2 separate regions of the Homo sapiens genome follow, and region 2 is linked to region 1. A link is a contact called in ENCODE Hi-C or POLR2A ChIA-PET data. All regions are on one chromosome and are shown on one strand. Each heading gives the region's core, a stretch centred on a gene start or an enhancer-like site at or near the end of the contact. The rest is flanking DNA. Distances are from core to core; before and after follow the strand shown. Region 1 overlaps SLC4A8 (solute carrier family 4 member 8). Region 2 holds the start of SCN8A (sodium voltage-gated channel alpha subunit 8).

Evidence for each region. Hi-C counts contacts between places; a loop is a spot of excess contacts on that map. ChIA-PET counts read pairs that join two places held with the same protein, here RNA polymerase II (POLR2A). Pooled maps may share reads with other maps.
Region 2: a pooled map shows a loop between it and region 1 (7-fold over the local background). The contact joins the promoter of SCN8A here to the enhancer-like site in region 1. A Hi-C loop is called at or near these places in 6 of 50 pooled maps. POLR2A ChIA-PET finds 5 or more read pairs at or near these places in 2 of 52 experiments (H1 and WTC11).

What each region holds. Positions count from the first base shown.
Region 1 is chr12:51,480,335-51,485,066 of GRCh38, reverse strand. All of the region lies in intron 16 of SLC4A8 (solute carrier family 4 member 8), which reads right to left. Among named protein-coding and RNA genes, the nearest start is that of SLC4A8-AS1, 57 kb to the right of the region's middle. Within about 2 kb of position 1,991, at least 3 of the 41 ENCODE cell types and tissues checked have a DNase peak (open chromatin) inside an H3K27ac peak, as active enhancers do.
Region 2 is chr12:51,588,830-51,593,561 of GRCh38, reverse strand. It overlaps SCN8A (sodium voltage-gated channel alpha subunit 8), which reads right to left and starts at 2,329. Exons shown (of 27, transcript NM_001330260.2): 1 at 2,203-2,329. RefSeq lists a silencer at 2,577-2,826.

The DNA of each region.
Region 1 (4,732 bases), core at 742-3,241:
CTGCTCCAAACACACAGACTGCGTTGCTGTTTCCTTAAACATGCCAAGCTCACTCCCACCTCGGGGTATTTGTACTTGTTCATGCCTCTACCTAACATGCCTTTCCTCCAGGTAACCTCTTGGGCAGCTCCCTCACGTCTTTTAGGTTCAACTCAAATATCACCTTCTCTTTGAGCTCTTCTCTGATGATACCACTTAAAATTGGCCACCTCCCTCCACCCCAGCACTTCCTGTACTTCTTTACTGCTTTATTTTCCTCCATGGCACATATCTCTATTTTGTTGGAGATTCCCATCCAATTTAGGATCCATCATAAAAGGACTGCCTCACTTTATAGTGTGGCTTTAATAAAATACAGTACCTGGCAAATGACCCGTGCCTGCCTTAATCTAAGCTTCCAAAAGAGTGAGAGCAAAACATATCTTAGCCACACGTAATATCACCGGTACCTTAGCCTGACTTCACTTTGCTTTGAAGCCCAAGGTTTCCAGTTCCTCCTCCATGGTTTTGTTAGTTCTTCTCTGAATGCAATATAAATTCTCTGAGTATCCACTGCCTCCCCATCCCCAACATGAAGCCCACTTGACCATCCTGGGGCCCAGTGGCCCTTTTCTCCTCTGAACTCCTACGGCACGTACATCCCAGGGGACATCCAACTGTTTACTACTTTGCATATAGCATCTGATTGTTTCATGTGTTTTTCCTTCCTATCTGATGACAGATACTATCTTTTAAGTTTCTGTTGCACCTCCCTAGCACTTAACCCAGGCCTGAGCAAGTAGTCAGTACAGAACAGCCACTTGTTAACTATTTGTCCTAGCAGGAAACAAAGACCCAGAACTTACTTAATATGTACCTCCCGTGACTGCCATGTAGGCTCACTGAAGTCTAAGAATGTGTTCTAGTCATATATGGGTGTACACTAAATATCTAATTAACTGAGTCCTCCCATTTATGTACCCTGTATTGAAAATGTGCCTGGCTGATAAAAAAGGATGAGTTCATGTCCTTTGTAGGGACATGAATGAAGCTGGAAACCATCATTCTGAGCAAACTATCACAAGGACAGAAAACCAAACACCGCATGTTCTCACTCATAGGTGGGAACTGAACAATGAGAACACTTGGACACAGGATGGGGAACATCACACACCGGGGCCTGTTGTGGGGTGGGGGGAGCAGGGAGGGATAACATTAGGAGATATACCTAATGTAAATGATGAGGTAATGGGTGCAGCACACCAACATGGCACATGTATACATATGTAACAAACCTGCACATTGTGCACATGTACCCTAGAACTTAAAGTATAATTAAAAAAAAAAGAATCCCTGTTAAAATTTTCGCATTATACTTCCAAACCTTGAAAATTATTTTATTTTGAGAACAAAATATCACTTGAACTTGGATGTAAAAAGTAACCTGGCAAGATGCCAAATAATGGCAAAAAAAATGCCATTTATTTAGAGCAAATTTCATTGCTTTACATCTTCTAAAATATGAACAGGAAGTATGCTGAATAAATGTTTTGAATAATGTTTTCCAGATGTGATACAACCATTTAATAAACCACTACTGACTTAAAAAAAAAAAGAGAAAAGAAAAAAAGAAAAAGAAAATGTGTCTGGCTGAAACCTCACTTACAGGAAAAACCACCATTTCCTCCTGATTTGAGCTCCCTTTCTTTTCTTTTTCTTTCTTTTTTTTTTTTGTGTGTGAGAATAGCTTTTATTTTAAAACACTTGAAGCAATAACTCATCTATCTCTCTTTCCATCACAGGCAAATATTCTCCCCCCAAATTTGATGTAGTTTAAACAACAACTGTGACTAGTGCAAAACGAAACAAATACAATCTCTTTCAGGAGGCAGCATCAAAACCTACTGGGCTGGTGGGTACCGGCAACAGGCTCAGCCTCCACCAAGGCCGAGAGAAGCAGCACACTGAGGGAAGCAAGACTTGTGTGGTATCTCACCCAGCTTTGGACAGACTCAACAATACCTGGGGTGGGGGGAACCACAAAAGAATGATGCCTAAAATGAGACAAATATGCTTGGCTCCCTCATGTGGCTAATATCCTGATGCTAGAAAAATAAGTGCAAAGATAGCAGCTCCCAGGCAAAGCTGAGGGAAGACAGTTTGGGGCTCATTTGCTTTTGTTTTTTACTTGGGGTCTTACATATACATTGGTTTTCAGGCAGAAAAATTTTCTGCTTTCTGGGAGGTGTTCTGTGCCACATAGTGCTCCTGACTCCAGCAAAAATATTTGTGTTGTTTCTGTCTATTTGGATGCTTCACTGAATTACCTTTTCTACCTATGGTATTTCACTGCCTACCCCAAACCATGTAAGTGTAGAGTAGCATGTCCAATAGAATTACATTAGCCAGGCCAGGCACGGTGGCTCACGCCTGTAATCCCAGCACTTTGGGAGGCTGACGTGGGTGGATCACTTGAGGTCAGGAATTCGAGACCAGCCTGGCCAACACGGTGAAACTCTGTCACTACTAAAAATAGAAAAATTAGCTAGACATGGTGGTGCACACTTGTAATCCCGGCTACACAGGAGGCTGAGGCAGGAGAATCACTTGAACCCAAGGAGGTGGAGGTTGGAGTGAGCCGAGATTGTGCCACTGTACTCAGCCTGGGCGACAGAGTGAGACTCTGTCTCAAAAAACAAAGAAGTACGTTACCCCTATGTCTAATTTTAAATTTTTTAGTAGCCACATAAAAAATATAAAAATAAGTGAAATAATTATATTTATCAAATTATTATTTTATTTAATCGATATATCTAAAATATTGTCATTTCAGTATGTAATCAATATAAAATATTGATGAAACGTTTTATATTCTTTTCTGGTACCAATCCTTCAAGATCTGGTATATATTTTATGTGTACAGTACAGTCTCAATTTGGCAAGCCAAATTTCAAGTGGCCATTTGCCACATGTAGCTATTGACTATCCACATTAAATACTGCAAATCTACAGAATCTTATGCAAACTCTTTCAGAGTGATTTACTGAGTGGGAAATCTCTGTGACACTGTGCAGGTCATCTTATATACCAACTTAAGAGTAGAGAACTTTGTTTTTTTTGGTTTTGTTTTGTTTTTGAGCAGGTGTCACTCTGTTGCCCAGGCTGGAGTGCGGTAACATCATCACAGCTCACTACAGCTTTGACCTCCCTGGCCTCAAGTGATCCTTCCACCTCAGCCTTCCTGAGTAGCTGGGACTACTATCACACACCACCACGCCTGGCTAATTTTTTTTTTTTATATATACTTTGTAGAGATAGGGTTTTGCCATGTTGCCCAGGCTGGTCTCAAATTCCTGGGCTCAAGCGATCTGCCCGCCTCAACTTCCCAAAGTGCTGGGATTACAGGCCTGAGCCACTGTGCTTGGCCCAGAACCTTGTTTCATAACCTAGGATTTTTTACCTAAAGTAAAGGATAGAATCACAGTTTTATCTACTCCCATCCCCTAGTCCTGCCCCTGCCCCCTGCTGTCTCCCCACAGAAGGCCTGTACTGATGTGATTTAGCAACAATGATACCTACAAGGTGAAAAAGACATCATTTCTGTGATAGCTTCGTCAGCACTTGCTTGGGGATCATAACTCTAGCTGAATTAAGATTTTAAAATATTCTATAAACGTTACAGATTTAGCTGAAGGTGGTTCAGAGGCTTTTCTAGGAGGGTGTTTTAAATAGATTTGTTTTTGAGGGGGATGGTAGCAAAGTTGCTCATGGACTGGAAAGTTGTGAGTTTCAAGAGTGGAAAAAAAATGAGATGATTACAAAGAAAGTAAAGACAAATGGAACAGAAATAGAAACGGGGTGGGGACACTAAAAATGACACAGGTCCTAAACTTGGGTGTATACTCTGTAATAATCCAAAAATATAACATCTAAATCTCTAAATGGTCCCTCACATTTCACATGTCTGACCCTAATAGTAGTAACCACAGGAAAATAAAAATAGAAGATAATGTTAGGGCAGGAAGGGACTTCTGAGCTCATCTAGTTTAACCCATTCGTTTTAAAGAAAAACGCCCAGAGAGGTAAAGCAACTTGGCCCTATCACACTTAAAAGTGGAGGCAAGTTACAAGCCCAGGTGTTCTCACTATGAACTGCAGGTAAGGCAGTTCAGGTAAAGTGAATAAATTATACAGGGAGCAAGAAGCTCAGGCTATTCCCGTTGTACTTCCTGCAAGCCCAAAGTGAGCGACAGAGAAACAGCAGGCACATTCTATTGTAGGTAGGAGAAAACAACCAAGTCAACTCCAAAATATTGAAGAAACATTGATGTGAAATGTCATTTGAACATGATTCTTCCAGTAGTCTTTTCTGTAAATTTTTTTCCTTTAAAAGAAAATTCCCAATCTGAGCCAAATTGGATTTCTGATTAGTTACACGGGCATTTAGATCAATGAACAAAATACAAATTTTGACACATTATGTTTTCCAAAGATACATTCATTGGGATTCCATACAAATGGAAATCAAAAGATATTTACGGGAAGAAAGTACTATCTTTCACATGAACATCCACATACAGTGAGAACTTCACAATTATACCACCATGTCTCACACAGAGGACTCCTAACAAGCTGATAATCAGTTGACCCAATCCACGTATTATTCCACTTTTCACTCACAGATAATATTGCCTGCACACATGTGTAAAATTAAGCAGCACATTCTAGACTTTTATTCCAGGGAAATCTGCCT
Region 2 (4,732 bases), core at 1,080-3,579, 110 kb before region 1:
GAAAAAATTCTTAAGGGTCCTACAAGGAAAGCAACAGCAACCGTATGGTTGTTTTTAAGGATGCAGTATTCCACTTGATTATCCTTTATTAATTTAAAACAAAATCCTCCAAAGATTTTGATAAAAGTTGACAAAACCCCAAATGAAAACCAAAGCTGCTCAAACTGAAGCCAAGAAACCAATAACTGATCTGCACCATTATGAACTGCTTTGCAATACCCACCACCAGCTCTACTCAGAAACACAACACATTTACATATACCCTGAATCAGATGTTCAGAGAACACGGAACATGCTTGCAGCCCTCTCCAGGGAGGACCTCAATTTCTAGGACAGGGAATGCGTGCTGAACACCAAAGGATCACTACCCACAACCACCACCTCACCAACCAGCAACCAAATCCTCTTTCAGGGAGAAATGAAGGCCTTATGGGTCATGAGCTCCAAAGAAAAATGCTGCAGTATTTCAAGAACCAGGTTACATGTAATGTGCTATAAAGCTTTCAGCATTTTAAGTCTGATTCCCCCAAGATTCCTACCAGGATGGTACCGTGTGGTAATGTTATCCAGCCATTTGCATCACAAATCAAAAAAAAAATTTTTTTTGAGAAAAGAATAAAAGCACAACATCCCCCCCTCCACATCTTCTAATGCACGTGGAGAAAAGAGAAGTGCAGAGGGATTTTGAGACAGTGAAAAACCTACCACACCCGAAATCTCCATTGGAAAGCTAAAACATCCCCCAGCCCTAACACACTGCTACCTCTCTCTAAAGGCTCTCCAGGTTCAAACTTGGGAAAACAGTTATAAAAAGCACTCTCCCCCTTTACCCCCATGGCCCCCACCCACACTTCCTGCTTCCATCCCTGACTCTCTGGTGCCCACTGTGCATAAAAAGCAGTTTTCCTTGTGTGGCAGAGCTTGCTCCATGCTAATTATTTCTCCCTCCCCCTGACTTTAGCCAGATGCAATCCAAAGTTTCTTCTACCCTCCCCCCAAACAGATGACATCCATTTATTATGAACGCTGATGCAGAACCTTGGAATCTCCGGACATAAAATGTATTCCCTCATGCTTCAAAAACTGCAGTGTAAGTGAGGAAGAGGGCATAGGGTGGAGTAGTCGGATGGAATGCATGGTTTGAAGAATCCTATTTATCGGGCTGAAAAATGGTTCCCATTCCATCCCAACTCGAAGCTGGGGCCCCTGAAAGGGTCTGACAGTCCTGGCTAACCCCTGGAAAGTTAGCCAAGTCTCCACCGGTGGTTGTTGCTGGCAATGGAGGGGATGGAGCTGAGCTCTCAGGAGAAACTGCAGAGGCTTTGCGGTGCCCCAAGGTACCAAGTGAGAACTAGAGAGGAGGGTCCAAGCCCACGGAGCTGGGCAAACAGTCCTGTACCCCAACGCTAACAAGAAGCCAAGGGTGCTGCTGCTGATGGTAAGGTGGGGGAGGGAGAGGAGAGGAACAAGCTCTGCATCGGGTGGCGTGGGGGTGGGGGGTGGGGGTGGGGGTGGGATGGGGGAAGGGGATATTCTCAAAGTGATGTGCTTCCAAATGCAGGAATCCTCGCCTGCCGAGGAAGGTCCCGGGAGCCCCCATCACAACTCCAGAGCACCCTGTTGGGAGGGGGACGAACGCATCCGAGTAAAGGACAGAGGGAGTCGGGAGTGCTGGCTGCGGGAAGAACCCAGGAGCCCTTGGCTTCTGCAGTTTTTAGCAGTGTGAAGCCGGCTGAGGGAGAAGGATGCAGTAAGACATGGGGGAGGGGGAGGGCTGAGGGGCTGCTGTAGGAAGATCCCGACAGCGCTGCCCTTCCCAGTGCAAGCCGGCTAGGGGCCCCAACTCTGCCCGGCACTGAGGGAGGGATGGAGGGCTGCACCGCGGAAGGGGCACCAAGGACGGGCCGTGTCCCTCACTGTAGCCGAGACGGAGAAAGCAGGGTGTCCGGGGTGGGGACTGGTGGTCCTCAGTTCTCTTAAGAGACCCCCGGTACACACAGTAGAAGGAAGCAAGAGTTCCAAACACCTGTCCAAAACAAGGAGAGCAGAGCCCCAGCTCCACGGCCCCTGGAGCCCCGCCGCGCACTCTGCGGCAAAGCCCCTGACTGGAGATGGGCGAGCCCCGCTCAAGGGTCCCGAGGCGAGAAGGGAAACCCGGAGGGCAGGAAGCAGCGCTAGGGCGGGGGCTCTGGGGCGACTTACGGCAGCGGCGGCGGCGAGGGAGGCAGCGGCGGCCCTAACGCGGGGCCCGGGAGGCGCGGCCGGACTGCAAAGGCGCCGAGGATGCGGCGGGCGGGACTGCGGTGGGCGCCATCTTGGAGCGCTCCCCGCGCCCGCCCCCCGCACCGCCCGAGTCCTTGCATAATTGATGACTCGCGCCCGCCGCGCGCCACCGCGCGCGCGCCCCTACTGCCGGGCCCCCCGCCCGCCCCGCCCCCGCGCCTACCCCTCCGCGCGCGCCCCCTGCCCGGGCCGGCCCCGGCCCGCAAGCGCCGCTGCCACCGCCCCCGCCCCCTCCCTGCGCTTCGCGCCCGCCCGCCCGCGCCCCCGCGGCCCACCTACCCCTGCAGGGCGCGCCCGCTCGCCCGCTCGCCTGCAGCGCGCCGCCCGCCCGCAGGCTCTCAGACTCGCGTCTCCGCGCCGCCGGGAGCGGATCAGGGGCAAGAGGGAACAGGGCGCCGGCAGGGGGCGCCGCGCGGGAGCGCCAGCGAGCGTCCCCGGGCCCGCCTCCACTACGCCCCCGCCGAGCCGCCGGGAGGGGCCGCGGGCTGAGGACCGGGACCCGCCGCGAGACGCTGGCTGGCTGCTCGCCAGCGCCGGGCGGCGAGACCCGAAAGCTGTCGTGGTGACCCGCGTGCTCTGTGGCCCGCGTCAGTGCCAAGTCTTACCTTTCTCCTGCCCCCCAACAGTGCCGCGCTCAGTGAAGTTTCTGACATCCAAAAGCGCAGGGAACTCAATTTACAGGATCTTGGGCCCACTGAAAAAACGAGAAGTCAATCAGCGGCAGGTGGAGGCTCGTGTTTCAGCCCACAGGGACCTGCTGCCAGGAGCGGGGAGGCGCTGCCTCCCTGACAGCCCCCAGGCCACCTCAGTCTTTCCGATCCTCAGTCTGTCCATCTGTAAAGTAGGCATGAGCATTTCGACCGCTCACTCCACCCTCGCGAGGATCTAGGTAATGAGTGCCAGAGCTCTTGGCACTTTACTGTGTCTCTCCTCTACTTAATATTTTCCTACCACCAATCACAAGAGGGAAAAAGGGTGTAACAACCTCTCCAAACCTCAGTGTTCTCGTCTGTAAAAGGAAACAGTCACAGTAGCAACCTTATAAACTTCTTGTTTGTACTAACGGGGAGCATGCACTTCACACATTGCTAACACAGCCAGGCACATGGTATGCTTATCACATAATGTGCCCTCTACAATACATTTAAAATTAGCTTTACTGGGGTATATTTGCGTGTGTTTAGATTGTACAATTTTGAGTTATGTGTGCACTCATGAAACCATCACCACCAAGGTAATGAACACACCCATCACCTCCAAAAATTTCTCCGTGTGCTTCTTTGTAATCACTCCCTGCATCGCTCGCCCCCACACACCCTCTCCAGGCAACCACTGATCTTCTTTCTATTACTGTACATTGGTTTGCATTTTCCGGAATTTTAAATAAATGGAATCATACAGTACAAACTCTCTTTTTTGTATGGCTTCTTCCACTCGGCATAATCGTTTTGAGATTATTCAGTCGTTGCCTATCAAGAGTTCTTTTTTACTGCTTAGTAGTATTCTTTATGGGGATACACCACAATGTGTTTATCCAGTCACCTGTTGATGACATTTAGGTTATTTCCAATGTTTGTCCGTTACGAACAAAGCTGTTATGAGCTTTCGTGTGCAGGTCTTTGTATGGATATATATGCTTTCGTTTCTCGTGGGTATAAATATCTAGGAATGGAATAACTGAGTCCTGTCTTAGGTGTATATTTAACATATTAAGAAAGGGCCAAACTGCCTTCCAAAGTGGTTGTGCCTTTCCATTCCTACTAGCAGCACATGAATTTCAGTTGTTCTACATCCTCACCAACATTTGGAGTGATCAGTCTTTTTAATTTTAGCCATTTGAATAGATGTGTAGTTTTATCTCGCTGTGGGTCTGTCGTCCATTTCACTAGTGACTAAAGATGTTGAACATCTTTTCATGGACTTGTCATCTGTAAATCCTCCTGGCGAAGTGTCTCTTCAAGTCTTTAGCCTATTTAAAAATTGGTGGGGTTTTTTCTTGTTAATTGAGTTTTACGAGTTGTTTATATATCCTGGCTGGGCTCAGTGACGCATGCCTGGTGTCCCAGCTACTCTGGACACTGAGCAGGAATAATTGCTTAAACCTAGGATTTCAAGTCCAGCATGGACAACACAGGAGACTCTGATTCTAAAATTTTTTTAAAAAAATTAAAGAGTTGTTTATATATTGTGGATACAAATCTTCTGTCAGACATGTGATTGGCAAATATTGTTTCCCAGTTTAGGCTTATCTTTTTATTCTTTTTACTCTCTTAACAGTGTTTTTCCAAAAGCAGAGGTTCTTCAGCCAGTTGTCCTGGTGCACACTTGTAGTCCCAGCTACTCGGGAGGCTCGGGCAAGAGGATCTCCTGAGGCCAGAAGTTGGAGGCTATAATGTGTTATAATTGGGCCTGTGAATAGCTGCTGCACTCAAGCCTGGCCAACATAGCC